Linked DNA regions of Mus musculus: region 2 is linked to region 1. A link is a loop called in an ENCODE intact Hi-C map of the cell type or tissue named here. Cell type or tissue: left cerebral cortex. All regions are shown on one strand.

What was found. Hi-C counts contacts between places; a loop is a spot of excess contacts. Peaks named below come from ENCODE experiments on the same cell type or tissue, not always from the same donor. Only the 100,000 strongest peaks of a DNase experiment are listed, where the experiment ranks them.
Region 2: it touches region 1 in a loop (9-fold over the local background); 17 of 42 quality-filtered maps call a loop at or near these places.

Annotation. Positions count from the first base shown.
Region 1 is chr9:31,328,179-31,336,178 of GRCm38, forward strand. Prdm10 (PR domain containing 10) reads left to right here. Exons shown (of 21, transcript NM_001368846.1): 6 at 1,484-1,687; 7 at 7,139-7,211. Among named protein-coding and RNA genes, the nearest start is that of Prdm10, 19 kb to the left of the region's middle. In left cerebral cortex, a CTCF peak has its summit at 3,909 (motif pointing right); DNase peaks (open chromatin) are centred at 2,569, 2,900, 3,219 and 3,899; H3K27ac peaks cover 2,529 bases.
Region 2 is chr9:31,171,738-31,179,737 of GRCm38, forward strand. It overlaps Aplp2 (amyloid beta (A4) precursor-like protein 2), which reads right to left. Exons shown (of 18, transcript NM_001357698.1): 2 at 6,168-6,341; 3 at 5,281-5,404; 4 at 197-309. It also overlaps the pseudogene Gm33535. Among named protein-coding and RNA genes, the nearest start is that of Aplp2, 36 kb to the right of the region's middle. In left cerebral cortex, a CTCF peak has its summit at 2,095; DNase peaks (open chromatin) are centred at 4,436, 4,851, 5,148 and 6,204; H3K27ac peaks cover 2,479 bases.

The DNA.
Region 1 (8,000 bases):
CCCGCACTCGGAAGGCAGAGGCAGGCAGATTTCTGAGTTTGAGGCCAGCCTGGTCTACGGAGTGAGTTCCAGGACAGTCAGAGCTACACAGAGAAACCCTGTCTCAAAGAAGAAAGGAAGGAAGGAAGGAAGGAAGGGAGGGAGGGAGGGAGGAAGGGAGGAAGGGAAAGAGAGAGAGAGAGAGAGAGAGAGAGAGAGAGAGAGAGAGAGAAAGAATCCAAATTGCATATTCTGGTCTTCACATGCACACGCACACATGTGCACACTGCATGTACCTGCTGGGTAGCTTAAATAATGGAAATGTACTTCTCAAAGCTCAGAAGACTGCCAGGCCAAGGCGAAGATGATGGTAGGCTGTCTTTTCCGGCTCGCATGTTTGTGTTCATGCTTCCCCTTACTGGGTTACAGCCGGCCCTGATGATGCTGTGGTAGCAGAATCACCCTATTAGAGATCTTGACTCCACTGTAGTCACATCTGAGGAATCAGGATTATAGGATTCCCACATGATTTTTTGGGGGGACCAGGGAGATCATGAAGTTAAACTCTTAATAGCTTGGTGTACTTTCTCTTTTGTTTATTTTAATAAAAAAAATTTTTTTGAGATAGAGCCTTTCTAAATAGCCCTGGCTGTACTGGAAATCTGTGTAGACCAAGCTCGCCCCAAACATACAGATTTCAAGTGCTGTGATGAAAGGCACATACCACCATGCTAACTGCATCTTCTCTTCTAAACCAAATGATGGAGGGCTGGAAGTGCATCTTGGTCGAATGCTCATCTGCCTTGTAATCCCAGCATCCGAGAGGGAGAGACAGGAGGATCACAAGATAAAGGTCACCTTTGACTACATGATGGGCTTCAGGCCATCCTGGGCTACGTGAGAACCTATTTGAAACAAAGTTTTTATTTTAGAGCTTGTGTGGTGGCACATACCTATAATCCCAGCAATTGTGAGGCTGAGGCAGGAGGATTGTGAATTCCAGGGTAGCCTGGGCCTAGGGTCAGGTCCTGTGTCCAAAAGAAAGACTTTAACTAGAGTATGGAGACATCTGTGGCAGTGGGTGCCCCGTGTGTGCTGAAACAGTTGCATTGAGACTGTTTTGAGTCTTGGAATAGGTCTGACTTGTGGCGTTCTTTGTGTTAAAGAATAATTCTCAGGGGATGGCAGAGGTGGACACACAGCTCAGCAGTTAAGAGAACTTTCTGCTCTTGTAGAGGAGCAGGCTTTTGTTCCCAGCACCTACACGGCAGCTCACAACCATCTATAACTACAGTTCCAGGGGATCTGCTGCTGCTTCTGACTCTGTGGGTTACTGTGTACATGTGATGCACAGACAAACACTCAGGCACATGCATAAAACAAAATAAAAATATATTTAAAAGAAAAGCATGCTTCCTCAGGGCTGGAGGGATGGCTCAGCAGTTAAGAATGCATATTGCCTTTCTGGAGGACACAGTTCAGTTCACCTTCTCTTTGGTTACAGGTTTCTCTTGATAAAGGAGACAGAAAAGACAGGGATTTGCATGAAGACCTGTGGTTTGAGTTGTCCGATGAGACTCTTTGTAACTGGATGATGTTTGTGCGCCCAGCCCAGAACCACCTAGAACAGAACCTGGTAGCTTACCAATATGGCCACCATGTGTATTACACAACAATAAAGAACGTGGAGCCCAAGCAGGAACTGAAGGTACAGAACTGGATCCACAGCTGCCTGCCAGCCAGGGTGATGATTAGGGCTCTTTCCTATAAAAGGATCCTTCCCTGATAATTCCTCTGTTATTGAGTGACTTCAGCCTTCCTGTTGCTTCCAGGATCCCTCCCTCCCCTTCACAGTTACAAAAGTCTACGGATGCTCAAATCTCTTACATATGTGTATGCATAGAGCCCATGCATGTCCTCACGCACATTTCAGATAATTTCCAGTCTATTTATAATAGCTCCTGCAAGATAAATGCTATGTAAATAGTCATCATGCCTAATGTTTGGGCTTCAGTACAGATGGTGATGTTATTCATGTATTTTCACTCTGTTGTTGGTGGAACCCTGAACAAGCAGGGCTGACTGTATTGTGCACTGTAGACTTTTAATAATCTTGTCAATGAAATAGAATGGGAATAGACCATTTTTTATGTTCGTCAGGGGCCTACAGCAGGGTGTGAAGCATGGGGTGAGGCCCTCACTGTGGGGGAGACTGGTGCTGGTGGTAGGTGGCTGACGTGCCCATGCCACTGTATGTACTGAGGAAGAGTTTCTTGTGAAATGGGAGATTTCATAAAGTGAGATTCAGATGTATGCCTAAGATTTCTTTATCTAAAAATTTAATTTTTTTTCAAATAATTTTATGTGCTGGCTTCTGATTTCAGAAATAATTTTTGAGGATAATTGTTAGAATTTATTTATGAACTCAATGACATAATAAAAATTGTGCTATGATTCTCTATGTCATGAGCATTCTTGTTTTTTGGGTTTTGTTTTTTCTCTTTTGCACTGCCAGGTGTTGGGTTTTCGTACTTTTGCATGATAGTCACCCACTCGGCTACACCCCGGGCCTGTGGATTTCCCTGCACAGCTCAGGCTGCTCTTAAACGTGCCTGGCCTAGTCTCCCTCATCCGGATATTACAGGCATGTTCCACTGCGCTCAACTGACACACAAGTTTTGTCTGTTTTGTGTTAGGGTCTTTAAAACTATTTTTATTAATTCTTTGGTAATTTCATGCAGTGTATTTTGGTCATAGTTACTCCCACTTCCTCCCATTAACTCCTTCCAGAGCTGCCCACATTTCCCTACCCCCCAAATTTGTATCTTTTAAACAACAATAACACATCGATTCTGGTTTGTGCTTGGGGTGGGCATCCCCTGGCTTGTGGTCCATCTATCCAGAACCATAAGAGACAGGGCCTTCTGTAGTCCCCGCTGGCCTCTAACTCACATGACTTAGCTAAGGAGCAACCTTGACTCCCTGGTCTCCTGCTCCCTCCTCCTTATAGTACCAAGAGTAGCAGCCAGTACGTTTTGTAATAATAATAATAATAATAATAATAATAATAATAATAATAATAATGGCCTGAAAGAAAGAAAAGAATGCTTTTTAGTTACAGAAAGATGTCTCCCCTCCTCATCCCTCTCCCTTGGGTCTGGGTGGAGAGCTGCTGAGCTGCACCCCCAGTTCTCTCTCGTTGAAACAGCAGATGGAGCTGTGGGCGTGATGATGGGCAGAGCCAAAGAACAGCAAGATGTAATAAATAGCCAAGGCTAGGAACCTGGCTCAGGGTAGAGGACTTGCCTAGCATAGGCAACACTCCCGGGGCTTGATACCTAGCAGTACAGAGAACAAAAGAAGGCTGGGAGTGGTGATGCATGGCTTTAATCTCAGCACCGGGAGACAGGGTTTAGTGCCAGGCTGCTCTGCAGGGATAGTTAGAGAGAGAGAGAGAGAGAGAGAGAGAGAGAGAGAGAGAGAGAGAAGACCCAACCAACCACTGAACCAAAACAGATAAAAAGGAAGCAGTTGGATGGAAGAGGTCTCTGTAATCACTCCCATGTTCGCATGTGAAAGTGGAGCAGTGTGTTGTAGTCCGGCCTCACGATGCAGGTGGAGAACTGCAGCAACAGAGCTTAATTGGAAGAAACCAATCGTAAAAACATGTTTAAATGATTTCTCAATAATTTAAAAAATGCGAAAAGGGCTCAAGATAAAGCTCGGTGGAGGGTGCCTGCTGTGTGTGGCACTCTGGAGAGAACCCTCAATATTGCAGAAGACAAGGGTATCAACCAGCAAAGTATGAGTTACTGTCTGTGTTGGGTTAAATTACCAGAAAAAGAAAGTGACAGTTTTAAAACCAGGGCTGGTGAGATGGTTCAGTGGGTAGAGATAAGCACTTACACAGGCCTGATGACATGAATTCAGTCCCTGGATCCACAAGGTGGCAATAGAGAACCAGCTCCTAAGAGACTTTCTCCTAACCTCTGTCCACGTATCCCTGCCCTGTGCGGGTGGACATCCACCACCACCACCACCACCATAAAGCAGAGACTTTGATTACAGCATTACCTTATAGAGTATGAATATTTCTGAACCAATACAAAAAATGTTCAAGATCTCTCAAAGATAATCTGGGGAAACCGTTGTGAAAACAGAAAGAACTAGTTATATTATAACATGGCAAGGGTATATTTACTGGCTCTTAAGACATAACAGCTATTAAGATGCTCCATTAAGAATATTGTCAGGTTTTTTTAAATTGTAGTTTATTCATAAAATCAATAAAGTGATTGTTTCATCATCATCATCCAAGGAGCTACTCTACATTTGATTAGAGCTCAATTAAAAATTATGCCCCACTGGTGCGTGAGTAACAAGGCATGGTTGGCCCCAAGTACTTTTCTTTTTAAAAATAGGGTCTCACTGTGTAGGCCTGGCTGGCCTGGAACTTACTATGTATCTCAGGCTATCTTCAAACTCACTGGCTATCTTATCTTAGCCTTCCAGTGCTGGGATTTCAGGCTATCCCACCATGCTGGACACCCTGAGTATTTTCAAAGTAAGTGATATGTTCTTGGGTGTTTTCTCACATCACTGCTATTCTGTCTGCAAGTCTTGACACTGCACTGTCCCATTGGGTTGCATTTATTCTGAAGTGAACAGTGCATGGGAATGAATGAGCTTTCTGATCAAATCAGCAGGAAATTTGACAGTTCTGCTTGGTGCCTTAGCAAGACCCTGTAGATGCTCACCAACCTTGTGCTGCTTTGAAATGACAGGTTTTTTTTTTTTTTCCTCCAATCTTCACTTGAATTGCTTAGCAATTGTTTACAGTCTCTGAGCCCTGTAGGAGGTGGGGACAGCCCACAGGGCCAGGCCAGGCCTGTGCAGAATTGAGGAGCAGGGGGGTGGGAGGGGTTGTTTTGGTTTTCTTTGAGACAGGGTTTTTGTGCAGCCCAGCATTGTCCTCCCTTAAGTGCTGAGGTTCTAGATATATGCTACTGTACCCAGTTATATTTTGATTTCTGAGATGGAAAAACATATGTCTTGGAAGTAATGGATTAGGACAGAATTTGTAATAGGAAAATGACAAACTTCAAAAGATAATATAAGCAGAGGGGCATAGTTAAGGAATTGTGGAACACAGAGTCTACAAAACACTGTTCTACAGAAGTCTTCTTATACTACTACACTCATATATTTAATGCACATAAAATTATGCATGATTAATTCATTTAGAAGTTAATACATAGTGAACTTCACGTGTGTTTCCTACATTAAGAAAAAGCAGGCTTTCCCTGTGTTTAGCAGACTTGAGTCTAAGGGAGAGGAGAACAGAAAGTTGCAAAACAAACAATATCAAATGAGTAAGTGACGTATGCAAAAGTGAGTAACAGACAGGGACCGATTTGCATATGCTGGATAGAAGGCTTGCTAAGAGGTGAAGGGCAAGGATGGCAGACTTAGAGGGACCAACACTGTATTCCTGGAGTCCAGTTCCAGGCTGGAAAGTACGCTGCATGCTCAGGTAGCCAAGAGCAAGCCGTCTTGGCCCATTGGTGGGTAGTGACAGGGTTGAGGTATGTAGCGATGTATTGGGGAGATCACAGAGTTCTTTGGGGGAATCATCATTAATTAAGACTTTCAGGTCTATCATACAATGAAAAGTCAAATGGAAACCCATACAGAAAAATCCAGTTTTTTAAGAAGACGTCCATGGGGCTGGAGAGATGGCTCAGAGGTTAAGAGCACTTGCTGTTCTTGCAGAGGACCCAGGCTCAATTTCTTGCAACCACATGATGGCTCACAGCCATCTGTAACCTCCAGTTCCAGGGTTTTTGATAATCTTTTCAGGCAAGGCACATGTGATATGAAGCTAAAAATACTCATACACGTAAACTAAACAGAAGGAGAAGAAGACGACGACCACCACCACTACCATTGTGATTGGGAATTGCAAGGAAAAAGAGGCTAGTTAGAAGGCCAGGTGGTAATCTAGGCAAAAAAATGGTGTTGGGCACGCATCTGGTAGCTCAAACACTGAACAGGTGGTATATCACATCCGAGGACGGTTCTTGCTAAAGATTACTCAAATGAATGGAGAAATAGAAGACATGTTTTAGATTTTATGTCTGAGTAGCTGTTGGGAGGTAGGACATTGAGAATTTGAGATGGCTAGTTCTAGCAGTGGTAGAGCAGTTTGCCAGCACATACAGAGGGCTGCATTCCCAGCACTTCAAATTCAAAACGACAGCAAAGCCATTCTTGCTTAAATATTAAGGATGAAAGCTGTGCATGGCAGTGCATGGTTGTAGTCATAGCTACTCAGCAGGCTGAGGCAGGAGAGTTACAAGTTGGAGGCCAGTCTGAGCAACTTAGTAAAATCTTGTCTAAAGATAAAACTATAAAAGGGCTGAGGATTTATGCACAAGTTCCTGGCCTCGATTTTCAATCCTGCATAAGCCATATATGGTACATAATCCTATAACCAGGCCATTCTCAACTACTGACTGAGTTTGAGGCCAGCCTGGGATATATGAGTCTCTAGGGATAAAACTAAAGCAAAAGAAAACGATGTAGGAGTTAGTTATCAGCATAGAGTTGGTTGAAAATGGGTGTGATACCAGAAAGGAAATAAGAAGACTCAGGGTTTAGACTAAGCATGGAGCAGCAGCAAACTGTGGAAGTTTTGTAGACAGGGCTGGAGACGGTCAAGGAGAGTGAAACAGATGCAGAAGGGGGTAAGAAGACTGGGAACAGGAACATTTGATACAGTCCCATCCATGATCCCATCACTAACCTGAGTCACAGCGTCTATGATTACAGCTGTGTAAAAACCCACATTTAAATGTAGAGTTCTAAAAGGCTGTTTTATTTAGGTAAAGATACTATGAATGTAAGCCTTGTGAATTTTTTTAAAATAACATCAATTTTTAAAAAGGAAGAAGGAAACAGGCAGATCATCTGCATCCTCGATGCTCCTTGGTCATCTGCCAGATGGGTATCATGGAGGCTCACAGCGTGGTCCTTGCCGTTAATGGATATGTTAATGAAATGCCCAAATTGTTTTATGTAAGCAGGAGAAGTCATTTAAGCATGCCAAGCCCAGCTGGTGATGTCTGCTGGTTCTTAATGCTGTCCTTGGTTCTTCTAGGTGTGGTACGCTGCATCCTACGCTGAGTTCGTGAATCAGAAAATCCATGACATATCTGAAGAAGAGAGGAAAGGTGCTTGGACTTTTGTGTGTGCCTCTTTCACACGTAGCATCTGGTTTTCCCATCTCAGTATATCTCACAAGATATGAGAGTCGGTTTCTCAGAGCTACATGTCTCCATTTAATCCTAGGGTCAAATTAAAATGACAGGTTTACATATCTAGTGCTAGAAAATAGTATTTAATATAATGAAAACTTCCTGCTATCAAATTAGGACCTTAGTGTCAGAGGAAGATCCCTATCTAGAATTAATCATATCTGGGTATATAGCAAAGCCAACATTGACCTTGTTTTTTTAATGTAAATGTAATTGAAGTATATTCCACCTACAGAGAGAGACACAAATAATGAAGTGTACACAGCTTAGTTAGTTTTCACAGGAACACACCTGTGTAGATTCCCCAAGTGTACTGTCCTGATTTCTAATATCACACATTAATTGCTTACTAATGAGTTGTTATGAACAGAATGATATCATAACGTGCACATTTTTTATGTTTGGGCATCTTTTGCTTGAGCGTAGTGTTTTCTTTGCTTCTGGAGCTGGGAACTGAACCTATGGCCTTGGACTTGCTCAGCAAACATTCTACCAGTGAGCCAAACTCCCGACTGCTAGGTGAACATAGTCTTGAGATGCATCCACATTGCTTATATCAATTAGTATATTATCATTGCTGCTGGGAACTCTACCCATAGCTGTATAACCGTTTGTCTACCTTGTTATCGATTTAGTTGTGTTTAGTTATAATGTGAAGTATACAGAATTAGGTGGTACCTCATCACTTAAAGGCGTGGTCTTCCA
Region 2 (8,000 bases), 160 kb before region 1:
GGAGGCTAAAGCTGGAGGATTGTGATGAGTTCCAGGTCAGCCCGAGCTATATATCAAGTACCAGGCCAGCTAGAACTACACATTTATAAAAGGAAGACAGACAGACAGACAAACACCCTGGTGTTGGCTGGTGTTGGTTGAAAGGAATTCTCCTCTTCTGACAGCTGGCGACTGCCTGCTCCAGGCGAGCTCTTACCTCCTTGACTAACGTGTGCCAGCGCTGGTGCTTCTCACACACCTCCATCCGCTCTTGGTGGAAAAACTGGCAGTTATCTGGAACTAGCAGGACATCACTTACAAATTCACCCACTGGGAGAAACAAAAAGCCTTTGTCAGAAGCAAATCTGGTTGTGCTTCAGGGTGAACACAGCCAGCCTTCAGTTCCGATCCTCCGATTAATGTTTACAGGTCGCTGCACATCCAGGCATACATACGCACGCGTGGACACTGAAGGACTCCCCTATCCCACCTGCGGCTTGGGCAGTAACATTTCCTGGCTACAATCCTGTGCAGGAACTACTGCAATACATTTCTGGGAGATGTGACAGGATCCCTGTCCATGACCACCTCAAGTAGACACACCTCATGACCAGTGTGCTGAACCTTTCTTCACAAAACTATTAGAACCACTGATACAGATAAAATTTTAAGTGGATGATTAATCACAAAAGAGCAAGGAACCTTTTCAGTGGGAAACTACCAAAACTTAGTGACCACGATAACGTTCCAATTCAGGACAAGCTGACATGTGCAATGCCCTCAGAGTGTATCAGTATCATCTACAGCATGCCTGCCAAGTCTAATAATTTAAATGTAATCCTAACAAAACAAATTCAAATTCTGAGAAGTTCTACATTTCAAGGATTTTTTTAATGTGCATGTACGTGCATGCGTATATTTATATGCATTGGGGTGCAGGTGAGCACAGACCCCCCTGGAACTAGAGTTCCAGGCAGTTTTGAGTTCCCAGACATGGGTATTAGGAAGCTAATTCTGGTCTTCTACCAAGAGCAGCAAGTATTCTTAACTACTGCATGGACCGACGTCCAACCCCCCAGGAACAGTTTATTAAACAAAGGTCTGGACTCAGAATATATAGCCTTTTGAGATTTAAAAGACAGAAACTCTCCTGGTCAAATATAATGTGTGATTCTTTATTAAAAAGGAAACTATAAAGATCATTTTAACATTTAGGGAAATTTCTTAAAGGGCAGTCACTGCAATAGATTGTTCCTGTTTTTAGAAGCAAGCTGTTTCAACGTCCCAAGTTATTTTCAAATAATTTAGCAACCAAAGTGTATGTGGAAGGCACTGAGGGGCTGGGAAAAGTCAAGCAAAAATTTACAAATATAGGTTAAAGGTAGAGGTGTTCACGGCTTTCTTCTCCTTAGGTCTCAACTTTGAAGGGATGGAAGGAACTCTGTCTTTCTTCCAATACAGTGATGGGGCTCCTGCACTGACTGTCACACAGATGGGAAAGATGGATGCGAAGATTAGTATCATTACCAAGGTAAGGATTTAGATGTTTATTAACTTTCCAAAATTGAGAGAGAGAAAGAGAGGCCCATTGGACTTGCAAACGTTATATGCCCCGGTACAGGGGAACTCCAGGGCCAAAAAGGGGGAGTGGGTGGGTAGGGGAGTGGGGGTGGGTGGGTATGAGGGACTTTTGGTATAGCATTGGAAATGTAAATGAGCTAAATACCTAATAAAAAATGGAAAGAGAGAGAGAGACAAAGACAGAATGAGAGAGGGAGAGGGAGAGGGAGAATGTGTGTATGTGTATGTGTGTGTGTGTGTGTGAGTGTGAGTGTAACTGGATTACTGTTCAGAGATCCTGATTAGGCCTTGTATGGACGGACTCACTAACTTGCTTTCCAGGTGATTTTGATGTACTCACATGTCCACAGAGGATCTAAACAGAAGAAAATAAAGATCTATGTGTGCTTTCTTTTCTATGGCAAAGATGCAAGTAAGGAATATGGGAGAGCAAACAAGCAAGCCTGAGGTTAGATGCAGGGAAAGTAACAAAGGGAGACCAAGTTTGGTGGTACTAGCCTTTAATCCCAGCCCTCTGGAGGCTGAGGTAGGAGGATTTGAGATCAGAGGCCAACCTGGACTACAGAGGGAGCTCCAGGATAGTCAGGGCTACACACAGAAATCCTGTCTCAAAAAAAGAAAGAAAAGGAGAGTGTGGGAGAAGGTACAGGCACCGTATACTAAGAAAAGATTTCTAGCTTAGCTCTGAGAAAACTAAGCAGAACCATGACTAGTTCTGACCTCATGCCTTGGTCCTATAAGCCACCTTCAAGTCTCTCAGTTAAGAAAAGGGGAGTCACTGATCTTACCAAGGGGGTTGTGTTGGTACGAGTAAGAATGGCTCCCATAGGCTCATATATTGGAATGCTTAGTTTAGGCATTAGTAGTGCCACTCAAGAAAGATTAGGAGGCGTGGGCTTGGTGGAGGAAGTGTACCACTAGAGGTAGACTTTAAGGTTTCAAAAGCCCAAGCCAGGCCCTTTCTTCCTGCTACATGCAGATCTGGATGTAGAACTCTCGGCTCTTCTTCAGCACCATGTCTGCCTGTGTGCTGCCATCCTTTCTGCTATGATGATAATGGATTGCACTTCTGAAACTGTAAGCCAGCCCCAATTAAATGCTTCCTTTTTAAGAGTTGCCCTAGCTGGGCAGTGGTGGCACATGCCTTTAATCCCAGCACTTGGGAGGAAGAGGTAGACAGCTTTGTTTAACAAGTGGGCCAAGAAACAGTAACAGCCTTGATAGAACTAAGCTACAACTAATGTCCATATCTAGGCTAATTCCTGAAAAAAATGGCTAACTTCAGAAGAGAAAAACTATAGGAGGGGTGGTGGAGTGGGGGGTGGGGTGTGTGTGTGTGGGGCATTTCCTTTTTTTATACAAGAAAACATTTCCTTTAAGATGAAGACATGCTAAACAGGCACAGGACGAAGCAACATAAAGGAACACAGCCAGAGGCCATATCTGGGCAGCCAGTATGACTGCAGGCAACATCTTACCCAGCTGACAGTTCTCAACAGCAGTGTAACAAGCTGACGTCACACAATTCTTAATAATATAAGTTCTGACGCTGCTCTCAGAACCACATAAAGCAGGGCTGGCACGATGGCAACAGGCAAAGGCAGCTGCTGAACAAGCCTGGTGACCTAAGTTCAAGCCCAGAACTCACATGAAGTGGAAGGAGAGAGCCAAGTTCACAGCCTGTTCTGACTTCTACGTGTATGTGGCACATGCCCTCTCTGCCCCGTGTCACTCAGGCACACAGACAATACTAGCATGTGTTTTCAAAACAGCAGCAAGGACAGACAAACCCAAGCTGTCCAATGTTAGCACAGTACAAAGCAAGAGCCAGACAGTGTAGTTAAGATGGCAGGCCGGAAGGAGGATCAAATCTTGGAGTTTCTAAGCCTTACTTAGTAAAGAGCTTCCTGGATAAGGAATAGAAACCATAGAATTCTATGCTAGGACATAATTTGATCATCTTATATCACTGAAGGCAACACACTGCGAACGAACATGACTGAGAAACATGCATGAAGGTTGCGGTCACAGTCCACACAAAACGTCAACAGAAGCAGCAATCTGATGGAAGGAGGTGTAAGCCAGAAGTTCGCACAGTTTCTGATTCTCAGTACCCTGGGGGGTCTGGATTGCTTTGCTTCTTTGCTTGTTTTATCAAACCACTAAACCAACACAGCTTTTAAAGATAAGGAGCTAGGTCCAACAGCAGCTTACTCTCAGGGCCTATTACCTTAGTACATGCCGGGCACTGGACAACCCAGCTCCACAGTGCGCTCGGGTCACACGCAGGCTACCACTGTCATCTCACCTCTGGCAGTGTTCATGGGACTTACTTTCTAATCACAGAAACCATTAAGAACACAGTGATGAAGACAGAAGGCTGCTGAAAGACTCAAGAACAATCAAACTAAACTGGGCAGTGCTGTCACAAGCATTTAACCCCCGCTTGTGAGGAAGGTGGATCTCTTGAGTTCTAGGCCAAGCTGCTCTACACAGACAATTCCAGGGCAGCCAAGGCTACAGTTACAGCTTCAAGGCTCAAAAAAATTAAAAAAGATAAAAATAAAATCTGAAGCTGGAAACATATACACACAGAATGGTGTTTCAGTTACACGTTGAGAATTTTAAAGTAGATTTCTCAGAACCTAACGGAAGGGAAGACCATCCTTAAACAATATCATAAAAATATTTTAGCATACTCCAGACTACACAGCAGATTTAAAGGAGATGGCTAAGCGTACACACTGTCCCTCCTTCCTGCTGAGGAATGCTGTACAGCAACACAAGAGCTGCTGCATGCTCTGACTCCTTGGGTCTATTTCTTCCTCTTGGCAATACTTTCTCGCTACATGTGAGCCTAATAAAAGCAACACACTCCATTTTGCTGCTGTCTGTATTTTAAGGGAAAGTTGTAACGGAGTGAGGGAGAGGAATACATTTAACAGATGGCTCATCTAGATCTAGAGATCCTCCTCAGGTGTCAGTGCTGGTGCCTTACCTGTGTTAATATGACTGAACCAAGGCCAACTCTTTCAGCCTTACTAGCATCTGAGACCCAATCTGTTCTTGAATCACCCAGACTATTGATAGTTCTGTGAGTTAACCATTCACATGTCAGGCAACAAAGAGTTAAAAAAGACTGCATTCACTAACAACCCTATTTCTGAGGAACACACTCACTCACAGCTTTGTTCAAGCTGGCACTAAAGGTTATCGCTCCAGTGACTGAATGACAACACTTGGGTACAGCCCCAGCCCTGGAGAATGGCGGGTCCACATGGCATCTGGCCCTGGCACCTGGCCACATGCTATGAGTCATGTTCCCTCTCCAGAGAACTACCCACTGCCTGATGTGACTAACAGTGCAATTGTGAACAAGATAAACTGCAGGGACAGAGGACAATTTTCCTTGGCTGCTTTCTTAAGTGTTGTTCCTAAACTATCTTTCTTACCACTGATTTCAAATGGCTAATGCTAAGGGCGAATCTGTCCTGCTTTGTAGGTAACGCTTCTTTCTGTCTGGTGTCCCGTGAAAGGCCCCTTCGCCAGAGGCAAAAAGAGGTTCACAATGGGAGAGGCAGTCAACTCAGAGATGAAGTCTACCACCAACACAAGGAAGCAGCGAGAACTCATTTTTATCACATGCAGATACTTTACTAGGATCCAAGCACAGCTCAAGGGAGGGGGAGGCACTTCTAAAAGGCAAACAGAAGCACTTACCAAGACACTTGAATGGTATAACAATGTGACTCTTGCACTGCCTTTTGTCCCTTCGGCACCAACTATCAATATTGACTGGCTGGTTTGCTTCCATCACATTTGTGATCTGCAGCTCTGGATATATCTGTTTAAGAACAACAACAAAATCCACACAATAAACCTGCCTGCAAATGAAGAAGTACCCCCGAGACCACCCATATGCTACATCAACCTCAAGTTCTACTACACTATTCCATGGTCTAACAACAAAATAAAAATATACTGAGCTACTACTTGTTTTTTGTTTCTCACTTTTATAGCAGATATTATTGAATTTCCTCCAAAGTTTTTTTGAGACACCATCATCAGCCTTAGCCAGCTGGAGAACAGAATCATCTGACTTGCCTATCTTGTGATAGCATAGGTTTTAAACTGGTCATTAAACCTGCCTGTGACCTTGTCAACCTCAGCTGTATTCATCTTGATGGTCATGGGGTCCCAATGATGTGGTTGTTCACTGAGCATTCTGCAGTATTTACAGATCCACAAACTCACCATCATTGTTCTGCATGTGGAGGCTGCACCTGCTCCCTCCCTCTAGTTCCAGTGCATGCAGCTAAGACAAAGGCTGGTTTTCTTTTGATGGTTTATATTTCTGATTCCTCCCATAGATTATATTTAAAAATGGAATCTACATGTAAGATAAATGCAGCAGGCTTTCAACCCAAAACAAATCTCACTGGGTATCAAGAAGCAAAACCTCTGCAATACTAAATCACACCACACACACTTAGAAACAAAAGGGGCTAGAGCTCCAGTTCTTAGTGCTTGGGTCTCGGGCAGGGGAACACATGCAACCCTGACACCGAAAAGCGGGGAGAAGGGGAACGTTCTGGCAACACTCTTACCTCCTGGCAGTACTGAAGAACCTCCTCCTTTGTTCCAAGGCAGCTCTTGGTGCCTGTTGGGTCAGGCTCCCATTTGCCAGTCTGAATGTTCACATGCATATTCAGCTTCCCACAGAACATCGCAATCTGAGGCTCAGCAACAGCGAAGCCTGTTCCAGCATTGGCTGCAAGAGCCTAGCAAAAGATAAACCAGAGGTTTCAGGTTTATTCCAAACATCTGCAAAGGCAGTCATTTAACGATTCATACAGGACCAATTATCTCACAACTACATTACTCAGTACAGTTGGAAGATGCTGAAGAATCCTGTAGGAATATTCTGATGTGGTCTGGGAGAAGGGAGGATCACCAACCTGGCAAGATGGTTTAGCAGGCAAAGACACTTATTGCCAAGCCTGACTACTGAGTTTGATCCCTAAGAGCTACATGATGGAAGGAGAGAAATGATTTCCATGTGTGTCAAGACCCTTGCATCCACTCAACTGCCACCCACCTGAGGGGACAGGGGTCACCCAGGTGGTACTGGTTTTGAAGGCATGAAGGGGTCACACAGAGCAGCTGAGGCTCGGCACTGTGAGAGGCCATGGAAGGCCATTGGTGAAGGTGCAGCCTCAGTTGCAATTGATGGCCCAGGACTGAAGGGGTTTGGAGATGCCAGTACCATGAGATGATGACCACCAAGAGCAGCAGCAGCAGTGGAGGACAGGCATCTGGAACCTAGAGGACAGGGTGTGTGCTACAAAGGGCATGGCCGGAGAAGTGACCCAAGCCCTTGGAGGAGCCCAGAAGATTATGAGTTGGATCTCAGACATTGGATGGTTGGAGATTGATTTTTGCTTTTGATTGTGACTGTGCCCTGATATTTTCCCTCTTGAAGGAAGAAACTATTTTAGTGAGCCCACAGTTAAGAGACTTTTAATTGTAAAAAGACTTTGGATTTTAAAAGAAATGGATATTTTAAAGAGATTTGAAATTTTAAGAATATGTAAAGACTCTGGGATGTTTACAGTTATTTAGACCTTGGGGATGAATAAGAACTAAGGGTTGAGGCTTACTAGTAAAGTGTTTGTGTGTCAAGTTGACAAGGGGTCAATTGTACTGGCTAGTTTTGTGTCAACTTGACACAGCTGGAGTTATCACAGAGAAAGGAGCTTCAGTTGAGGAAATGCCTCCATGAGATCCAACTCATGGCATTTTCTCAATTAGTGATCAAGGGGGAAAGGCCCCTTGTGGGTGGGACCATCTCTGGGCTGGTTGGTAGTCTTGGTTCTATAAGAGAGAAGGCTGAGCAAGACAGGGGAAGCAAGCCAGTAAAGAACATCCCTCCATGGCCTCTGCATCAGCTCCTGCTTCCTGACCTGCTTGAGTTCCAGTCCTGACTTCCTTGGTGATGAACAGCAGTGTGGAAGTGTAAGCTGAATAAACCCTTTCCTCTCCAACTTGCTTCTTGGTCATGATGTTTGTGCAGGAATAGAAACCCTGACTAAGGGGCTGGAGAGATGGCTCAGCGGTTAAGAGCACTGACTGCTCTTCCAGAGATCCTGAGTTCAAATCCCAGCAACCACATGGTGGCTCACAACCATCCATAACAATATCTGGCGCCCTCTTCTGGAGTATCTGAAGACAGCTACAGTGTACTTACATATAATAAATAAATAATTTAAAAAAAAAAAAAAAAAAAAAAAAGAAACCCTGACTAAGACAATGACTTTTGGGTATATATGATGAAGTGAAATGGGAACTCTAACCTCTACTGAGCACTTCAGAATAGCCCAAACCTGACCACCATCTAGTCTAATGCAAGCTATTCATTCTTTTACACGCAAATTATGAGA